Linked DNA regions of Homo sapiens: region 1 is linked to region 2. The links are chromatin loops, found by intact Hi-C in ENCODE. Cell type or tissue: heart left ventricle. All regions are shown on one strand. Each heading gives the region's core, and the rest is flanking DNA. Links, peaks and the distances in the headings are about the cores only.

Evidence for each region. Peaks named below come from ENCODE experiments on the same cell type or tissue, not always from the same donor. Only the 100,000 strongest peaks of a DNase experiment are listed, where the experiment ranks them.
Region 1: it touches region 2 in a loop (2.3-fold over the local background); 2 of 110 quality-filtered maps call a loop at or near these places.

Annotation. Positions count from the first base shown.
Region 1 is chr3:106,170,032-106,180,698 of GRCh38, forward strand. LOC105374027 (a long non-coding RNA gene) reads left to right here and starts at 6,816. Exons shown (of 3, transcript XR_924311.3): 1 at 6,816-6,978; 2 at 8,470-8,517. RefSeq lists an enhancer at 7,001-7,100. In heart left ventricle, for the core only: no CTCF peak of the experiment used is centred there; no DNase peak of the experiment used is centred there; H3K4me3 peaks cover 270 bases.
Region 2 is chr3:106,220,773-106,231,439 of GRCh38, forward strand. No RefSeq gene overlaps it. Among named protein-coding and RNA genes, the nearest start is that of CBLB, 360 kb to the left of the region's middle. In heart left ventricle, for the core only: no CTCF peak of the experiment used is centred there; no DNase peak of the experiment used is centred there.

The sequences.
Region 1 (10,667 bases), core at 1,118-9,117, 51 kb before region 2:
AATGGCATAATGAAGGCAAGTTGGAGTAAGAGAAAAAGCAGAAGTTTTGAAGTAAGAGAAACTTGGACTTGGATCCCAACTCTCTATTTCTTCTTTATAAAAGAAGATAATATTATCATATAAGTTTATTAAGAATATTAAGTATAATAATATATATAAAGTAGCTGAGCCATATAAACCCTGACATATGTTAAACATCATGCCACTCTTCCATTTTATTCTCTATGTAGTTGAGTGTTATAAAAATTTTTGAGTGGGCTAATGACTTGATAAAGAGTGTTTTAGGAAGATAAATTTGATCAGCAATTTGCAGGAGGTGTTGGAGGAAAAGAAGTTAGCTACACATCATTTTATAGGGTAGAGAGTATGAATCCCCATAAAACAATGTATGCATAATAAAGTTCTTCTGGGGATGGATACATAAGCTTTTGATTATTGAATAAGTCTGTGACTTCCAAAAAGGTGAAAATTCCTGTGTGTATTATAGAAGATGCTACACTATGAAGGACTAAGGAAGAGAAGCGGAACACAATAAAAAGATGTAATTATTGTATACCCCAATTAAAGGAGAAGTTGAAAATGATACTGAAAACTTTAATCATTTTGCAGAGAATATCATGATATTTCCAGAGAGGAGATGGTCAGTCTGGAACATGTTGATTTTCAGGTTGTCAGAATTGCTAAATAAAACCCTACTAGACCGCATTTTGCACAGATTTAGGATGTATGTCTGGGTTGGAGAGAAATATAGTTTAAGGCAGTTTTTCTCAGATTGTACTTCTGCTCCAAGGCAGGAGGCCAGGCAGTACATAAAGCCATAAGATATAATGACATAGCTTTTGAGAGCACATTCCAAGATATGAAAAAACTGTTTTAAAATTTTTGCAATTAAGACAAATTGTTATGCCCTCATACAGTGAAGTGTTATGAAATAGAAAATAAAGTCTACAAACATTTTTAAGATTAAACACAGGATGGGATAAATCTGCACTAATTCACTATTGCTGTCAGAAGTAATTCAGATAAAAGTTGTGAGAAAACTGCCAAAGAAAGATTGTGAAAATAAAGCAAGCAGAGGGGCAAGGACTAGGCCTTCAGTACAACCAGAGTTAGAAGATTGAAGGAAGAAGATTCAATTAAGGAGAACTTGTCAAAAAGGCAAGTAGACGTACTATAAAAACTAAGTGTCAGAAACCTGGAAAAGAAAGAGTTTTGAGAACAGATCATCAACAGTGTCAAATGCAGCAGCAGAGCTGCATAAAATGAAGAGTTAAAATCTCTTTAAGGTTATAATGTTCAGGTTGTATGTAAGGATGCTTGGATCATGTTCTAGAATATAAGATTTAATGCAGAAAATTTCCTACTTGTAGCAAGCCTTCCAGAGATGAATAATCAATCATAAATGTGAATCCCTTAGGCAGATCATTTATTTTAAGTGCTTTTTACTCTCCTCATCACAGCAGCATGCAGCATCCTTTACTCAAATCTTAGAATCCGTCAGTCTCATCCACTTCAGACTCAATTAGAAGTTGAATATTGTGGAGAATGGAATAATTTATAATATCAAAACTTAGCACTTTAGGAATAATGATGGGACGAATCCATTTTTGTTGTTGTTACAGGAGCAGCTCAAATACTCAGAGCTTTATTATCCAGCCTCCTGCATTAGTCAAAATGAGAAAAAAACCACATATATGCACGCGCGCGCGCGCACACACACACACACACACACACACACACACACCACAAACGAGAAGTCTATTATTATTGTTACTATTGCTGTTGTTAGAGAAGAAAAACAATACATATCACTCTTATTTTTTTAAAGCTGCTATAACTTCAGATATGCAGCAAAAGCATTCTTGGAAGCCACTGCGTCGGATGAAAATATTCATAATATATTCAGTCTGCTGAACCCTCAAGCCATTTCTCCAAAGAAGTACAAATAGTACATGAACAAGCATTCAGTCAGTGGGGGGATAGGGGAAAAGAGCAAGCACTAAACTAGAAGTCAGGGCCTGCTTCCACTGTTCTTTGTGATTTGTGCCAGTGGCCTTCGTTTATAAATTTCAGTTGGTCTGCCTATAAAGTGGTGAGGACAATATCTCTCCAACCCAGTTTACCACTCTGGGCCTAAGCATGATCATTCACAATAGACAGACAATTACATCTTTCTTCACAAATGTACCATAAGGATTATACTTGATAACATCTGTAAATGTGCTTAGCATTTGGTAAGCATTCAATGGGATGAGTTTGAGTTCTTTCCATCGTTCTCTTCCTCCTTAGGGATTCTTTGAAACAACCAAATGACATAAGCCACTATACTTTAAGCATTCATATAACATAAATATGAGAGGCAAGGAGGGAGGGAGAGAGAGAGAGAGAGAGCGAGAGCGAGAGCGCATGTGTGAGAGATATTGAGAGAAAGACATTGAGAAAGAAATGCATCTTATAGGAGATTAAAAACTGCAGAGAGGCTTGGGTTGGAAGATAGCCTAGAGGCAGATAGTGAATAGTAACAAAATCTGGTAATTCTGCAGTTCTAGAAATGGGTATGATATTAGTATTAGGAGAATGAATTTCATCTTTAAAAAGATCTCATGGTCTGTGAGATTGAGACAGTCATCATTATAAGACCTTTTAGAGACCCTCCTTTTAAAGACCCTCCTTAAAGACCTTGAGATGCTTTCCATTGCTTATAAGCCACCTAGCCTGTGGTACTTTCTTATAGCAGCCCAAGCTGACTAAGACATAGGGCTATAATTTCCCTTTAAATAACATTGTAAGAGGACATTTATGCAAGAGTACTCTGGGTTTTTTGCCAAGCACTCTAGTACAATTGCTGTCAAATATGGGGACTCTGACCCACAGGTTTAAAGAGCATAAAATAATATTTAACCATTGTATGTGCAATGCATACTCATATTTTCCATTTTAAATGGTTTTCTCGGCCTGTTAATGAGTCAATCTGCACTTGCAAAAAAAAAAAAAAAAAAAAACCACAGCAAAAACCTCAAAGTTTTTGGTAGTTCCTTTTATATATTAATACTGAGAACAATGGTATAAGGTATGAACACTATTTTTATAAAAACTATTTATTAATCAGTGTCTATTTCAGGGGTTACTTTGATACCTGCTCTATTTAATTTATATAATTAAATATATATTTCTTACTAAAGATAGAGTGTGTCAGTTAGTATGACAGTATTTCTTGCAGCGGCTCAGATTTAACATCCTCACCAACGTAGGTCATTTGTTATGAGAGTGCTTTTGCTGCATATTTGAAGTTGTAGTAGCTTAAAAATATGTCAAGTAACAAAGATGGATATGTACAAAAAAATCTCCATTCAGGGAAAAACAAGCAAAAACCTCCGAATGTGTACTTTGGGTTTATTATGCAAAAAGAGGGGTCATTACACGAGGCTCTGGTTTAGAGTTCCCTTAACTTCAGTGGTCTATGTCTATTATCTGAATTAGTTTATGGTAGCTAATTAAAATATTTTTGAAATGAATTGAAATTGAAGGTTTTTTTGTTGTTATGAGGATTCTCAGGTAGTTTGTAAAACTCTCTCTATAGAGAATATTTTAATCTAATTTAGGGGTTCTGGTACTGATGAGTGGAAGACACAAACCACTAAACACAAATGAGAAATTATGTAATCCTAGTGAGCAACATTAACATAAGAAAAATAATACCACATAGCCATGTGAAATAACATACTTTATTGTGTGCTTACAAAGGAATTGGAGCTGTGGGTCAAGTGACACTTCATCCCTGATTTTCCTGATCATTATAATTTAAATATTTTGTCCATTTATCAGATTATTTTCAGAGTGTGCACTCTAAGTTTTGTGTGAAGAAAATCGGCTTGATATTTTTGGGTTTATAAGAGTAGAAGCATTTGCTCTTTATTTACTATTTAAGCAAACTTGCGGATTAAGTAAAGCAAAAAGTAATGTTGAATTAAAAGAAGGAGAAAGCTTGGAGTGCATGACCAGAGCGCTAATTAAAATAGTGAAGTAGGTAGATTTTGTCCTGAGACTCATTCTTCTTCCATTTTAGTGCCCCTTGCACACCTTGCAGAAAAGTCTGAACCTGCAGTCCTACCAGTGCAGACTCTGAAATGAAGGAAACTTGTGTTAGAATTCAAAGGTGATTGCTTAGTAGCCACTTAACTTGAATTTAGCATGGAGTTGCCAGATGCACAATGGTAGAGCTAATTAAATTTGAATTTCAGAATAATGACAAAAGAAACAACAAATAATTTATTTCATGTAAGTTTGTCCCAACTATTGCATGGGACATCCTTACACTAAGCAATTATTCATTGTTTATTTGAAGTTCTAACTTAACTGAGTGCACTGTTATTCATCTGGCAACTCTATTTAAATTTTAGATTACTGATGAAAAACTAAATAAATTCATATAAATATAATTTTAATGATGAAAAATAAATAATTTCCTACATATATGTTCCAAGTATTGCATAGGACATACTTATACTAAACAATGACTCATTGTTTATGAGAAATTCAAATTTAACTAGGCATCCTATATTTTTACTTGGTAAATCTGACAACTGTTCACCTATCATGATCCCTGGCACATGATAGAAGATACCAAATATCTCCAGAAGCAGAAAGTGGTAACGGAAACAGCAAAGACTTTTGCAAATTGATATTGATGCAAATTCTGCTTTTACCAGAATTTTATTTTGGACAAAATTTACCAGAATTTTATTTTGGACAAAATTTTAAAAAGATCTTAGTCTGACCTTCTTGGGGCTGTGTCCCGTAATCTGAAGCTCTACTTTCTCCTCACCATGAAAATTACTTGACTTTCAACTGGTTCTTGCCTTGGAAATTAACACATTTACATGATAATTGAAGACTTTAAGATCCCTCCATGTAAACTCACAGAAATGAAGTACTTTCCCAGTCTCACCTTTTTAGTAGCTTATTATCTACTCCACCTATTATACTTTTGGAATAAGCCTAGGAGAAGAACCCTCTTCACAATACCTGCCTTTTTCTAAATGTGTAGTCAAGGGAAAATCCCTTGGATTACTGTTGAGGATGGGCAAGAGCACAATAAATTACCTTTAGTACTAACATGCCTACCATTTACATAATGCTGGGCATCCAGAGATCTGAAAAGTTAGGCAGTTTACATAGTAACTTTGGTTTTCATTATAATTTGCTCAATGATCTACATGGTATGTTCCACAGGTTGTCCCTCATTAACAATGCATAGATGGATAAGGTGTGCAAAATTGCAGCAAAGGCAGTGCTTTTGTTTTCACGAGTCCCTGCTCATGCATCTGTGATGCATTGCCTGGGATGAATGTGTCTCAGATTTATTCTGAAGCAACTTGTACCTTCAGCATTCCCTAGAAGTGACAGAAGGGGTTTAAATCTGTTAAGTGTGTACTCCATTCCACACTGCCATAAAAGGCAATGCAGTTTGGGAATTTATTGTCCAACTAGTCCCCTAGCACTCTAGCATAATGGGGTGGTTCCCATCCTGTGGGCATCCCCAGGTGACCACTTTCTAGCTTGTCAAGTACAAGCATTAAATTGATTACTTAATATGTTGGCTTTATATGGTAAATACTCATATTTCTAGACTTTATAATGAAACTGTAGGCAACATGTATAACTGATATACAAATGTATGCTTTGTCACATAAATTTATAACAATCTTACAAGATATCTTTATTATCAACATTTTGCAAATGAGAGAAATCAAAGCAGAGAGAGGTTATATAACTTATCCAGGATCTCACAGTTAAGAAGTGATGGAGCCAGTTTCAACTCAGGAAAACTGAATTTTGAATCTATATTCTTTCTTTTTTTTTTTTTTTTAGATAAAGTCTCCCTCTGTCACCCAGGCTGGAGTGCAATGGCGTGATCTCAGCTCACTGCAACCTCTGCCTCCCACGTTTAAGCGATTCTCCTGCCTCAGCCTCCTGAGTAGCTGGGATTACAGGCGCACACCACCATGCCCGGCTAATTTTTGTATTTTTAGTATAGATGAGGTTTCACCATGTTGACCAGGCTGGTCTCAAACTCCTGACCTCACAAGATCCACCCTCCTTGGCCTCCCAAAGTGCTGGGATTACAGGCATGAGCCACCGTGCCCAGCCCAAATCTATATTCTTAACTCCTAAGTAATGGTTTTGGGTGATATAGTATAATACATGGCAATAATAAAACCATCTCCTTGTGCAAGTATCAATTCCTTGGAATGAAGTCATTATATGCAGAAAGTTGTATCTTTATTTGTAATGGGACCTAAGCCAGAGAATTTCATTTTGAGAGACACTATTTATCACCTCAGGCTAAGACTTAGCTGGATGCTTCTGCTAAATGTCAGTGATTCAATTCATATTCCAAAAGAGGTTTTATTCAGTCACTATATTGGATTTGTTTTCAAAGCCATACTTCTACTTGCAAGCTAAGTTTTTGTCTGGTTGGTTGGTTGGTCGATTGCTTACAAAGGGAACAACATAGAGAATACTTCAATGTTAAAATATTTTAGGACTAATCATAGAAATGTGATTTGAAAGGCTGAGATAAAACATCCAAAAGAAATACATCTTATTTATGGGTCTGAGCCCTTAAATTCTCACTGCGATTTGCAAAAGTTATTGAGCAAGGAGGTTTAAATAATTTTTAAGTGTGTTTTTAAAAAAAAGTCTGTGCTACTAGAAAGAAAAAGAAAACAACTGTTCTTGCTATCATACATTACATGGTTAAAGGGGCACCTCCCTTAACTGACTGGAGGAAGTTAGCTGTTGGTTTCAAAATCACTCTTTCCAGAAAAGCAGGGTGTGTGACTCAGATTTCCACCCGAAGGTGGTCCTTGAGAGAAGGTCTTAGATGTTTAGAAGAGGTTATGTTACATTCTTTGGTATCACTTATTATTTCCTTCAGGCAAACCACATGTCAGAGGACTTCAATCTGAAAATGACGTGAGTTACATGGGTTCCTTCCTCTTCGTTTTTTAAAGGTCCTCTTGTCTTTCTGTTTTCATGTGTGCTCTTCACTGGCAGCTTTCTATAAACAAATGCACTTATCAGAATAAAAGAGTCATTTCACTTCTCTAGGGAGAGATTTTTATATCCATCTTTTGAAGAGATGAGATGAAACGTAGTTTGAAATTGAATGTATACAAATTAGTGTATAGATCTCCACATTTTAAAAGACCCTGAGTGGTCAAAATGATGAAACAAATGAGAAAGAAAAATAAGAGGACAAGAACTAACATTAATTGGAAACCCAGTGTGTATCTCACAACCTTATAGGTATTTTGCACACAGCATTTAATTTGATCCTCCTATTAAGGATTAAATAGACATTTTATCTCCATGTTATTGATGAGGCAACTGAAGTGTGGACATATGAAAATAACTTCTACCAAATTATGCATGTTATATAAATAGATAGACCAGTAGAGGAAATAAAAACAAAAACTCAGGATCTGTGATTCCTATACTACTACTCCAGGAACACAGGCATAGCATTGAGTGCTAAAGAGTCTAAAAATGGCTGACAAAATGGAAAACCTCCAAAGTCCTAGAATATGGATGTTTAAAAATCTTTATTTCTAAAAATAGTCTCAAAGTTTATGTTCCAATAAGAGTTTGGCATCTATAAAAGACAAATTTAGTTAGAAAAGTATGCCATTGACCCTCAAGGAGACGTTTTTCTCTAGAAGGATTTTGTATTATGGTTCTCTAGAAGGACAGACCTAATAGAATATATGTATATATGAAATGGAGTTTATTAAGGAGAATTGACTCAGACAATCACAAGGTAAATGCCCACGATAGGCCATCTGCATGTTGAGGAGCAAGGAAGCCCAGTGGTGGATCAGTCCAAGTCCCCAAATCTCAAAAGCCAGGAAGCCGACAGTGCAGCCTTTAAGTCTCTGGTGAAAGGCCTGAGAGCCCCTGGCAAGCAGCTGGTGTAAGTCCAAGAGTCCAAAAGCTGGAGAACTTGGAGTCTGATGTTCGAGGGCAGGAGGTATCCAGCACAGGAGAAAGATGAAGGCCGGACGACTCGGCAAGTCTGTTCTTCCATCTTCTCCTGTCTCCTTTATTCTGGCTGCACTGGCAGCTGATTAGATGGTGCCCACCCATACTGAGGGTGAGTGTGCCTCTCCCAGTCCACTGACACAAATGTTAATCTCCTTTGGCAACACCGTCACAGACACACCCAGGAACAGTTCTTTTCATCCTTCAATCTAATCAAGTTGACACTGAATATTAACCATCACAGATTTTATACATACTTAGGGTCAAGTGTTAAGCATTTTGTTTCAACTATAAGATATATGCTTGGAAATTAGTTTGGCTGACACTGGAATTTAGGTATTATATTAAGCTCAGAGCCTTTTGGATTGTAACCCATTTGGCATTATATCATGTTTTATAATTATGTGTTTTTTTTCTCCTCCCCAGAACCACAGTTTCCTATTAGACAAGAAGTGACAGGTTACCGTAATCCAGGTAGGAGTTGCCTGTCAATATGATATTTTTTCAATAGCATTTACTGAAACATACAAGATTTAGGTATGCCCTAATTGTTGTGGGATTTTCAAAATGTGTCATATTCTATGGGAATCAAGCCGTTTAATTCATTAATTCATTAAATTAATATTTATTTATTAAATGCTTAAGTGACCTAGAGTTGTAGAAGGCACTAAAGATATAATGGCAAACAAATGCAGTTTATTGGGGGAGACAGTAACTAATAAGCAATAATTGTAAAGCTGCAATTGTTTTAAGTGCTAAAGTATATGGTACTCTGAGGTAGCATAATAGGAAAATTAATGCATGCAGGAAGATTGGGAAAGGGAAATGATCTGAAGTCTGTAGGATGAATAGGAGTAAATTGGGACTAAAGGGGAGGAAAGAGGGTTCGGTCCTCTGAATATCCTGGCTGGGTGATGGTGATGCTGAGGGAAGAAGCCAAGGAGCACACTGAGCTGGGGTGTGCTCATGGGTAAACATGGTAAACAAGGTCAGGCCAGGACTAGGGACGGGGAGGAGATTGTGAGATGTTAGGAGGAAAATTAAAGGATTTCAAAGCTGAGGGAGGATAGGGAATCAGAAAAGGACAGGAGTAACACAATCAGATTTGTGTGGAAAAGATTGCAAAGATTTTTCTAGGTGTAGTGGGGCAAATGCATGAGCAGGGATAAGGATGGATGACAGTGGGTCGATCACTTATGAGCCATTTACAGCAGTCCAGTCCTAGGGGTACTTGTAACCTGTTTCAGGTGGTAGTGAGGATGGAGGTGTAGATAGGAGAACAGAGTGGAGAGATGTGTCTGAATTTTTTATGAACAGACATTGGTGATGAATTACATATGGAAAGATGGGAAGGGAAGAAGACTTGTTTAGGATGACTCTGGTTTCTTATTCTCTATGTTCCTCATTTTTTTTTTTCAAAATGAACCAAACAGGGTTGAGAGTGAAGGAAGATGCTGGGTCCAGTTTTGTACATATTGGGATTAAGGTACCTTACAGATATCTAAATAATGATGTCCTATATACTTTGACATCAGTCCATGGTCCTTAAGCCTCATGCTGTAATCTATTTGTCTTCTAATTGTATTTGTATTTTATCAAATACATAAACATTCCTAATTAACTTAGCAAAATAATTACCTTCAGTTTGTGTGACTTAAACCTTATGCTTCCCAAGTGAAGGCATTGCTTCTTAAATGTTTCCCCCAAAACAATTTAACTTAAGGAAGTGAGCAAATTCTATTATTAAGAAATACAGATTGCAGATGACAGCTATAATGTAATCCAAGCAGATCAGAGGTCTCAAAGCCATGAAACTTGGTTATATTAATAGGAAAGCAAACTGCATTTTCCCTTGTATTAGGATGAGTCTTTATTCTAATTAGGGGAAGTTATCTAAAATCCACATATTTGTTTCCTTTATCTATTTCTTCTATACAAACCTTCTGTGAAAAGCAACAAAGTGGCAGCACAATTCTCTAGCATTTTTACTCCTGTAGGTTTTGATTAACTGTAATTAAGTAAAGGCAATTATTCAAAGGGAAATAAATTTTCTCATTGTTAACTCTATTAAACAAGAAGTCATTTGCTGCTGAGTGTGGTGGATGTAAAGAGACTTAATTACCCCTTTTTCTTTTATCCTTTTTCCTAAAGGAATAAAAGAAGCTTCATATTATTTTCTGAGTCTTGACTCTAGTACACATCTGCCTCCCTTGAGCTGAAGGTTCACAATTTTTTGTTGTAATCCTTTGCGTCTGGAGATACGCCTGTGAACTAGGGGTACAATAATAGCCTGGGTTTTCTACCTGTGAGCCATGGTAGGCAGATCCAGAAATAAGAGCTAATAGTTTATCTGGAAAAACACCTTTGGGAAATTTCAGGTAATCACAAACCACTGTGCAAAACAAAATTAATGCATATTTGGTTAGACTAATGCAGATGTATCTAACTGCATTTAGGCAATTCTGCACATATTAAAATTATTTCACTTCCCAGAAGGAAAGTAAATTTAGGGATGGAGAGTATTTGGGTTGCAAATGGAAAAACTAGATAAAATCACTTTTTATAAAAAGGTTGAGAAAAAAGAATAAATAGGCTTCTATGTTCAGGAGGAAAGTTTGAGAAGT
Region 2 (10,667 bases), core at 1,064-9,063:
GTGAATAAGCTTTTTGATGTGCTGCTGGATTCACTTTGCCAGTATTATATTGAGGATTTTCACATCAATGTTCATCAGGGATATTGGCCTGAAATTTTTTTGTGTGTGTGTCTCTGCCAGGTTTTTGTATCAAGATGATGCTGGCCTCATAAAATGAGTTAGGGAGGAGTCCCTCTTTTTCTATTGTTTGGAATAGTTTCAGAAGGAATGGTACCAGCTCCTCTTTGTACCTGTGGTAGAATTCGGCTGTGAGTCTGTCACATCCTGGGCTTTTTTTTTTTGGTTGATAGGCTATTACTTACTGCCTCAATTTCAGAACTTGTTATTGGTCTATTCAGGGATTTGACTTCTTCCTGGTTTAGTCTCGGGAGGGTGTATGTGTCCAGAAATTTATCCATTTCTTGTAGATTTTCTAGTTTATTTGTGTAGAGGTGTTTATACTATTCACTGATGATAGTTTGTATTGCTGTGGGATCAGTGGTGATATCCCCTTTATCATTTTTTATTGCATCTATTTGATTCTTCTCTCTTTTCTTTATTAGTCTGGATAGGGGTCTATCTATTTTGTTAATCTTTTCAAAAAACCACCTCGTGTATTCATTGATTTTTTTGAAGGGTTTTTCATGACTCTATTTCCATCAGTTCTGCTCTGATCTTAGTCATTTCCTGTCTTCTGTTAGCTTTTGAATTTGTTTGTTCTTGCTTCTCTAGTTCTTTTAATTGTTAGGGTGTTGATTTTAGATCTTTCTCGCTTTCTCCTGTGGGCATTTGGTGCTATTAATTTCCCTCTAAACACTGCTTTAGCTGTGTCCCAGGGATTCTGGTACATTGTGTCTTTGTTCTCATTGGTTTCAAAGAACTTATTTATTTCTGCCTTAATTTCGTTATTTACCCAGTAGTCATTCAGGAGCAGGTTGTTCAGCTTCCATGTAGTTGTGCAGTTTTGAGTGAGTTTCTTAATCCTGAGTTCTAATTTGATTGCTCTGTAGTCTGAGAAACTGTTATGATTTCCATTCTTTTGCATTTGCTGAGGAGTGTTTTATATCCAATTATGTGTTCAATTTTAGAACAAGTGCAGTGCAGTACTGAGAAGAATGTATATTCTGTTGATTTGGGGTGGAGAGTTCTGTAGATGTCTACTAGGTCCACTTGGTCCAGAGCTGAGTTCAAATCCTGAATATCCTTGTTAATTTTCTGTCTCATTGATCTGTCTAATATTGACAGTGATGTGTTAAAATCTCCTCCTGTTATTGTGTGGGGGTCTAAGTCTCTTTGTAAGTCTCTAAGAACTTGCTTTCTGAATCTGGGTGCTCCTCTATTGGGTGCATATATATTTAGGATAGTTAGCTCTTCTTGTTGCATCAATCCCTTTACCATTACGTATTGCACATCTTTGTCTCTTGTGATCTTTGTTGGTTTAAAATCTGTTTTATCAGTGACTGGGATTGCAACCCCTGATTTTTTTTGCCTTCCATTTGCTTGGTAAATCTTCCTCCATCTTTTATTTTGAGCCTATGTGTGTCTTTGCAGGTGAGATGGGTCTCCCGAATACAGCACACTGACGGGTCTTGACTCTATCCAATTTTCCAGTCTGTGCCTTTTAACTCATTTAGCTCATTTACATTTAAGGTTAATATTGTTACGTGTCAATTTGTTCCTGTTATTATGATGCTATCTGGTTATTTTGCCCATTAGTTGATGCAGTTTCTTCATAGTGTTGATGGTATTTACATTTTGGTTTGTTTTTGCAGTGGCTGGTAATGGTTTTTCCTTTCCATATTTAGTGCTTCCTTCAGGAGCTCTTGTAAGGCAGGTCTGGTGGTACCAAAATCCCTCAGCATTTCCTTGTTTGTATTTCTTCTTCACTTATGAAGCTTAGTTTGGCTGAATATGAAATTCTGGGTTGAAAATTCTTTTCTTCAAGGATTTTGAATATTGGCCCCCACTCTCTTCTGGCTTGTAGGGTTTCTGGAGAGAGATCCGCTGTTAGTCTGATGGGCTTCCCTTTGTGGTTAACCTGATCTTTCTCTCTGGCTGCCCATAACAATTTTCCTTCATTTCCACCTTGGTGAATCTGATGATTATGTCTCTTGGGGTTGCTCTTCTAAAGGAATATCTTTGTGGTGTTCTTTGTATTTCCTGACTTTGAACGTTGGCCTGTCTTTCTAGGTTGGGGAAGATCTCATGGATAATATCCTGAAGTGTGTTTTCCAACTTGGTTCCTTTCTCCCCATCACTTTCAGGTACAGCAATCAAACATATGTTTGTTCTTTTCATGTAGTCTCATATTTCTTGGAGGCTTTGTTCGTTCCTTTTTATGTTTTTTTGCTCTAATCTTGTCTTCATGCTTTATTTGATTAAGTTGAGCTTCAAACTCTGATATCCTTTCTTCCGCTTGATTGATTCGGCTATGGATACTTGTGTATGCTTCACGAAGTTCTTGTGCTGTGTTTTTCAGCTCCATCAGGTCATTTATGTTCTTCTCTAAACTGGTAATTCTAGGTAGCAATTCCTCTAACCTTTTATCAAGGTTCTTAGCTTCCTTGCATTGGGTTAGAACATGCTCCTTTAGCTCAGTGGAGTTTGTTATCACCCACCTTCTGAAGCCTACTTCTGTCAATTCATCAAACTCATTCTCTGTCCTGTTTTGTTCCCTTGTTGGTGAGGAGTTGTGATCTTCTGGAGGAGAAGAGGCATTCTGGTTTTTGGAATTTTCAGCCTTATTGCGCTGGTTTTTCCTCACCTCCGTGGATTTAGCTACCTTTGGTCTTTGATGTTGGTGACCTTTGGGTGAGGTTTTGTGTGGACATCCTTTTTGTTGATGTTGATACTATTCCTTCCTGTTTGTTAGTTTTCCTTCTGACTGTCAGGCTTCTCTTCTGCAGGTCTGCTGGAGTTTGCTGGGGATCCACCCCAGACTCTGTTTGTCTGCATATCGCCAGTGGAGGCTACAGAATAGCAAAGATTGCTGCCTGCTCCTTCCTCTGGAAGCTTCGTCCCAGAGGGGGACCTGCCAGATGCCAGCTGGAGCTGTTTTGTATAAGGTGTCTGTCGACCTCTGCTGGGAGGTGTCTCCTTGTCAGGAGGCACGGGGGTCAGGGACCCACTTGAGGAGGCAGTCTGTCCCTTAGCAGAGGTTGAGCACTGTGCTGGGAGATCTGCTAGATCTGCTGCTCTCTTCAGAGCTGGCAGGCAGGAACGTTTAATTCTGCTGAAGCTGTGCCCACACCCCAAACTTTTGCCTTTTTAAGAATTAGTTATCTGATAGATTTTTTTAACAATTGTTTTATATTTTTATTATTTACATAACAACTGTATTGAGATATGAGTTACGTACCATATAATTCACCAATTTAAAATATATGGTTTTAATGAGAACACATGGACACATGGAGGGAACAACACACACTGGGGCCTGTAGGGTGGTAGGGTGGGGGGATGGAGAGCATCAGGATAAATAGCTAATGCATGCTGGGATTAATACCTAGGTGATAGGTTGATAGGTGCAGGAAACCATGGCACTTGTTTACCTATGTAGCAAGCCTGCACATCCTGCACATGTAACCTGGAACTTAAAATAAAATTAAAATTAAAAAAAATAAAGTGTATGTTTCAATGGTTTTTAAAATAATCAAAGCTGTGCAACCATCACTACTATTAGGGATCGAATTGTTTCTTCCAAAATTCAAATGGTGAACTCTTAACCTCCAGTATCTCAAATGTGCCCTTATTTGGAAATAGTCTTTACAAAGATAATCAAGTTAAAGTGAGGTAATTAGAGTGGGCCCTAATCCAATATAACTGGTGTTCTTACAAAAAGGGAAAATTTGAACACAGATAAATTCATAGATGGAAGAAGATATGAAGGGACCAAGGGAAAAAATGGACCTCAACAAGCCAAGGATGGAGGCCTAGAACAGATTTTTCCATCAGAGAACTTCAGAAGGATCTAGCCCTACTGACACATTGATCTAAGAGTTCTGGCCTTCAGAATTATCAGACAATAATTTTCTGTTGTTTAAGCCATCCAGTATGTGGTACATTTTTACAGCAGCCCTAACAAACTCATATATCTACAATTATTTTGTAACATTTGTATGCTCCCTCCCCAAAATACCATATACCCATTAGCTGTCACTCCAGATTTTCCCCCAAACCCTCTTACCCTGAGACACAGACAACTTTCCATCTACTTTCTGTCTCTGTAGATTTGCTTATTCTGAAAATGTTCATGTTGAAATTATTGAGAACTGCCCAAATGTTCTCCACATTGGCTGCACCACTTGATATTTCTAACAGCTATGTATGATAGTTCCAATTTTTTCACTTCCTCACCAATGCTTGTTATATCCATCTCTTTGATTATAGTCATCCTAGTGTGTGTGAAGTAGGATCTCCTTGTTAACTTGCATTTCCCTGAAGGTTAATAATGATGAGTATCTTCTCATGTGCTTTTTGATCGTATTTATATTGTTTTTGAAGACATGTCTACTCTACATTAAATTGCCTTTTCACCTCTGCTGAGAATCAATTTACCAAATGTGTGTGGGATTATTACTGAACTCATTCTTCTGTTCCATTAATCTATTTGTGTATTTCAATGCAATGACTGCATGGCCTTTACCTAGTTGTTGATTTGATGCCAATACAACACCTACTTGATGAGGGCCAAGATTAAAGTGAGGCAATAGGCTGCCCAGGGCACAACATTTAAGGAGGTATTCACTCTCAGGTTTGAGCAGGTGCCAGCATATGGATGAACCCTCCTTCAAATGTTGTGCCATAGGCAGCTTGCCTGCCTCATCTAACCTTGGCCCTGGCTTGACTGCTGTAGATTCTAAAAGCTTGAAGTCCTCCAACTTTGTGCTTCTTTTTCAAATTTGTTTTGGTTTCTCTGAGTCCTTTAAATTTCCATATAAATTTTAGAAAAAGCTTGTCAATTTTTAAAACAAAATACCTGCTGGGATTTTGAATGGGATTATATTGACTCTACAGATTAATTTGGGGAAAATGGACATTTTAACAATATCCCATCATCTGATTTGTGAATTTAGGTCTTCTTACTTTAGATATACAAGTGTACAGATGTTGATTTTTAGTATATTGATCTGAATTCTACAACCTGAATAAATTCATTTATTACTTATAGTAGGTTTTTTGAGGATTTTTATGGTGAATTCAATAGGACTTTCTACACTGACAATAGGGTCATGAAAAAAACTTTTTAAAAATAGTTTTACCTCCTCTTTCCAAACGTGAATGCCATTTATTTATTTATTTATTTATTTATTTATTTATTTTCTGTATTGCACTAACTGGAGCTACCTTAATCCTGTTGAATAGAAATGGTGAAAGCAGAAATATTTATCTTGTTTCTAATCTTCAGGGAAGAATATTTAATTTTTCACTATTAATTATGATTTTAGCTGTAGTTTTTCATAGGTGTACTTTATTTGGTTCAAAAACAAGTATCTCTAAGTCTTAGTCTGCTGAGTGCTTTTATCAAGAATGAATGTTGGATAATGTTCATAGATTTTTTTTCTATATCTCTTGAGATACCATATGGTTTCCTTTTTAAAAAAATATTAATAGGATAAATTACTTTGATTTATTTTTAATGTTAAACACCATTTGTATTCCTTGGCTAATTGCCTTGGTCAAGATGTATTATCTTTCAAAATGCTTTTTGATAAAACTAAAAAAGAGTCCAAGAGCTAAAGGAATCCTAAATAAGAAGAACAAAGCTGGAGACATCACATTACCTGGCTTCAAACTATACTATAAGGCTATAATAACCGAAACAGTATGGTACTGGTACAAAAACAGACACATAGACCAGTGGAACAGAATAGAGAACCCAGAAGTAAGCTGAAACCAATCTGGTCTTCAACAAAGTCAACAAAAATAAGCAAAGGAGAAAACACTTTCTGTTTAATAAACAGTACTGGAATAACTGGCAAGCCATATGTAGAAGAATGAAACCAGGCCCCTACTTTTCACTGTGTACAAATATCAACTCAAGATGGATTAAATAATTAAAGAAAAGACCTCAAATTGTAAAAGTTCTAGAAAAAAAACTAGGAAATACCCTTCTGAACATTGACCTTGGCAAAAAAATTATGACTAAGTCCTCAAAAAAATAGCAACAAAACCAAAAATTAGTAAGTGGGACCTAATTAAACTAAAGAGATTCTGCACAGCAAAAGAAACTATCAACAGAGTAAACAGACAACCCAAAGAATGAGAGAAAATCTTTGCAAACTTTGTATCTGACAAAGGTCTCATATCCAGAATCTACAAGGAACTTAATTCAATACTTAAAAAAAAATGACCCCATTAAAAAGTGAGCACAGGACATTAATAAACACTTCTTCAAAGATGACATACAAGTAATCAACAAACATGAAAAAATGCTCAACATCACTAATCATCAGAAATGCGGTTCAAAACCACAGTGAAATACCGTCTCACACCAGTCAGAATGACTATTATTAAAAAAAAAAAAACCAAAAAATGACAGGTGCTGACAAGAATATGACAAAAAGAGAATGCTTATATACTGTTGGTGGGAATGTAAATAAGAGTTGCTGGCAATGCTGCGGAGAAAAGGAAATGCTTGTATACTGTTGGTGGGAGTATACTGTTGGCTGGAATGTAAAGTTCAGCCACTGTGCAGAGCAGTTTAGAGATTTATTAAAGAACTAAAACCAGAAATATTATTCAACCCAGCAGTCCTATTACTGGGTATACCCAAAAGAAAATAAATCTTTCTACAAAATACACATGCATTCACATATTCATCACAGCACTATTCACAATAGCAAAGACAGAAAATCAGCCCAGATGCCCATCAATGGGGGATTGAATAAAGAAAACGTGATAATTATACACCATGAAATACTACACAGCCTTAAAAAAGCACAAAATCATGTCCTTTGCAGCCACAATGTGAATGCAGCTGGAGGCCATCATCCTATGCGAATTAACATAGGAACAGAAAACCAAACACCACGTTATCACTTATAAATGGCAACTAGACATTAGGTACCTATAGACATAAAGACGAGAAAAATAGACACTGAGAACTACTGGGGGGTGGGCAAAGAGGGTAAGGGCTAAAAAACAACCTATTGGGTACTATGTTCATTACCTGAATGATGGGATAATTTGTATAACAAACCTACCCGTGTACTCCCTGAATCTAAAATAAAAGTTGAAATTATTAGAAATTAAAAAAAATAAATGAATACAATATTTTCTGAACATGATTTAAGTTTGCAAAGTTAAATTTGTATCTGTGTTTATGACATAATTTGTTTGTAGTTTTATTTTCTTATTATGATAATGCTGGCCCTTAATATAAATTGGCATGTATCTATTTTTTTATGCAATAGAAAAATTTTAGTGAGTTTATATTATTCTTTTTTCCTTAAATGTTTGACAGCATTATAAACAAAGCCATCTTGTCCTAGAACTTTCTGTGGCTCACAGTTTTGAGTTCAGCTGAATATTGTAGGGGCACTCCCTCTGAAAATCACAAGAGTTCTCTTTATATGTAGTTCTCTTTTCTCAAGAACTCTTCTCTAAAATGCTGCCCCCAAAATCCCAGCTGCCTGGGCTTCTCTGATTCTTGGAACCCTCAGTTCCATTCAAAGAATCACCAGGTTCTGCCTGAGTTCGTCTTCCTTGTTCTGTGGCTTTGAACTTCTCTCCACCCAGTAAGACAGTAAATCACAGGGCTCGCATGTTTGTTTCCTATCTCTCATGGATCACTGTCTCTTCTTGACTGATACCAATATCCCAACTGTTGTCTCATATATGTTGGCTGGTTTTTAGTTGTTTTAAAAATGAGGGTTTCTTTGGTCCATGTTTTTTAATCTTGGCTAGAAATAGAAGTATAAAATATGCTATTAAGTTAAAAAAGCAGCATCCAAACTATGTATATAGTATATATATACAATATACATATATCTATATGGAGAAAAAAGCTTAAAAGTTCAGCACCAAAATGTTTGTGATATTTGTTTTCAAGTATCAACTTTGCATATTTTCCCTTTTTTACTATTTTCTAAAGTTTTTTATGGAGACTATGTATTGATTCCATAAGAAAAATAAACCATCAATGTTACAGTAATAGAAAAATAGAATTAAATTAGGCACCTAGAAATGAACACAATTTCGAATATGGAATTTTCAGTGAAGGATAATGTAGGACAATTATTTTTCCCATTTATTCATATTTCTATGAATGGAAGCCTGAGATTGTGTCTAATTTTTTAATAGCAAAAATATTTCATCATTGACTTATTTGGAGCTCACAGTCAACAAAAACTCCCATATCTTTTCTAAGGAATTGCTTTCCAGCCCATTGTTTTTTTTTGGTTTTTTTTTTTTTTTTTGCTCTCATTCCTTTTTATTATTCGAGAAAATTTTAAGCATCTTCTATACAATTACCACATTACAATCATTTGATAAAAATAAAATCCAATTAAAATGAAACAACATATGCCTGCACATAAAGAGCCAAATAATTACAAAATTAATTAACCTTGCTCTACATACTTCTCTATAGTGACAATTACTTTCATACATTTTAGCCGATTCTTTAGATATTGCCTCCATATTAAAACACCCACACAATTATATTGCTTTTTGATTTTATAGTTTTAGCGATTACTTACTGTGGGAAGCAGAATTCCTATATGGCACTCATGATTCCTGACCCCTAGCATCCACACCCTTGTGTGTCCCCTTTCCTTTTGAGTTGGGAGGGATGTGGAACTTGCTTCTAACCAACAGAATATGGCAAGGTTTATGGAACATCACTCCTTGAGTTTGTTACATTATATGGCAAAAGTGAGGGGATTTTGCAGATGTAATTAACGCTCCTATTGAGTGATCCTTGTTATCCAAAAGGAAGATTGTCCTAGGTGGGCCTGGCCTAATCAGAAAGGCCTTTTAAAGGAAAGTCTAGAAGCAAGTGACTGGAGCACTTCTCTCTCTCTCTCTCTTCGTGTGTGTGTGTGTGTGTGTGTGTGTGTATTATGTGCATGCATGCTGGATTTGAAAAATCAAGTTGTCTTGAATTCTGTAGCTGCAAGAACATGAATTCTGTCAACAACTTGAGGGATCTTAGAAGTGGATCCTTCCATTCTCATTCTTTAGATAAGAATGCATCACAGTGAATATCTTGATTGCAGCTTTGCGAGACTCTGAGCAGAGGTCCCAGCTTAGTTTCTAACTTCTGACAGAAACTACACAATAATAAATAGGTGTCATGGTATTTTTGTTGAGAAATTTGGTAAGTTATGCAAAAATGGCAGGTGTGTGGTAATTTCATATGCAACAACAGAAAACTACTTCCTTTACGAAATAGCTATCTTTCACCCTTCATTACCACTTCCATCACTGCTCCCACCACCACATAGAAACACTCCTAATCCTCCTATCCTTTGAAGATAGATGTGTGTTAATTTGGGAGTAGATCAGTATTAGTGTTTATATAATATTGATTATGAAATATTATTTATAACTAAACCATGGAACACAGTATGTTCTTTAATACTTGTCATAGTTTTGCTTCCTTAGTTTTTAATGTAGTAGTTGCTAATTCAGCCTGAAACTCTCCTCCAATTTGTTTAAATATTCTCTCAAAATAGTTACATACATTAGATATTTTAATAGTTTCTTCTGTTTGAAGAAATATCTTCTAGATCCCTGTGACTGCTTTAACCTGGACTAAGTGACTTCTGTTTGCCTGATGCTATCTTCTGTGGATCACTTCACTTCATTTCCTGAATTAAATGTCTTTCTTTTTTGTTTCTTTATGCCCTAGTTTTGATATAGCAAGTCTGCCACTAACTTCCTGAGAAAAAATATCTGGAAAGTTTTTTTGTTTGTCTTTTTAAAAAAGCTTATGTGTCAGAAAATATTTTATCTACACTTAACTGACGATTTGGCTGAGATTAGAATTCCAAGCTGAAAATCATTTTCTCCTCAAAATTTTGAAGTAATCATAGCAATATCTTCTCACTTCTGGTATTACCGTTGTGAAGTTAACTTTGTTCAAATTGTCACATTTTTATATAAATTCCATTTTGGTTGCCAGTGTAAAAGCTTTTTAAATCTTCTCTTTGTCATTGGTGTTCACTCATTGTGTAGGAACTTGCTGTATGCTTTCAATCAGAGCACATGCTAAACAATTCTGGGAAATTTTCCTGATGTCTTCTTTTGATAATTTTCTCTTTTTTGATTCTCTCTTCTCTGGAACTCCTATTTGGACATTAAGATGTGATAAATTTTTTTTTTAACCTTTCCCATCTTCTTTTATTTCTTGTACTCTTACCTTTCTTTCTGGCAACTTTTCTTCACCGTTATTTTCCAAGCTTGGGCTTTGTGATTCATTTACCAAATACTTAATTCTTAGAAACTCCTTCTGTGTTCTCTGAATTCTTTTTTTAGAGCATCCTGTTCTTGTGTTGTGGTCTTCATTACTTTCAATATATATATTTTTAATTTATGTTCATAGGTTGATTTTGCTGAAGTTCCAGAATTCTAACCACTCATCTCAAAAAGACTGGTATTATCATACACCATCCATTCTCTCCCTTTGGGATTAGAACTGTACTATGTATCACATTAGGGGCATTCTCCTAAAATGATGATGA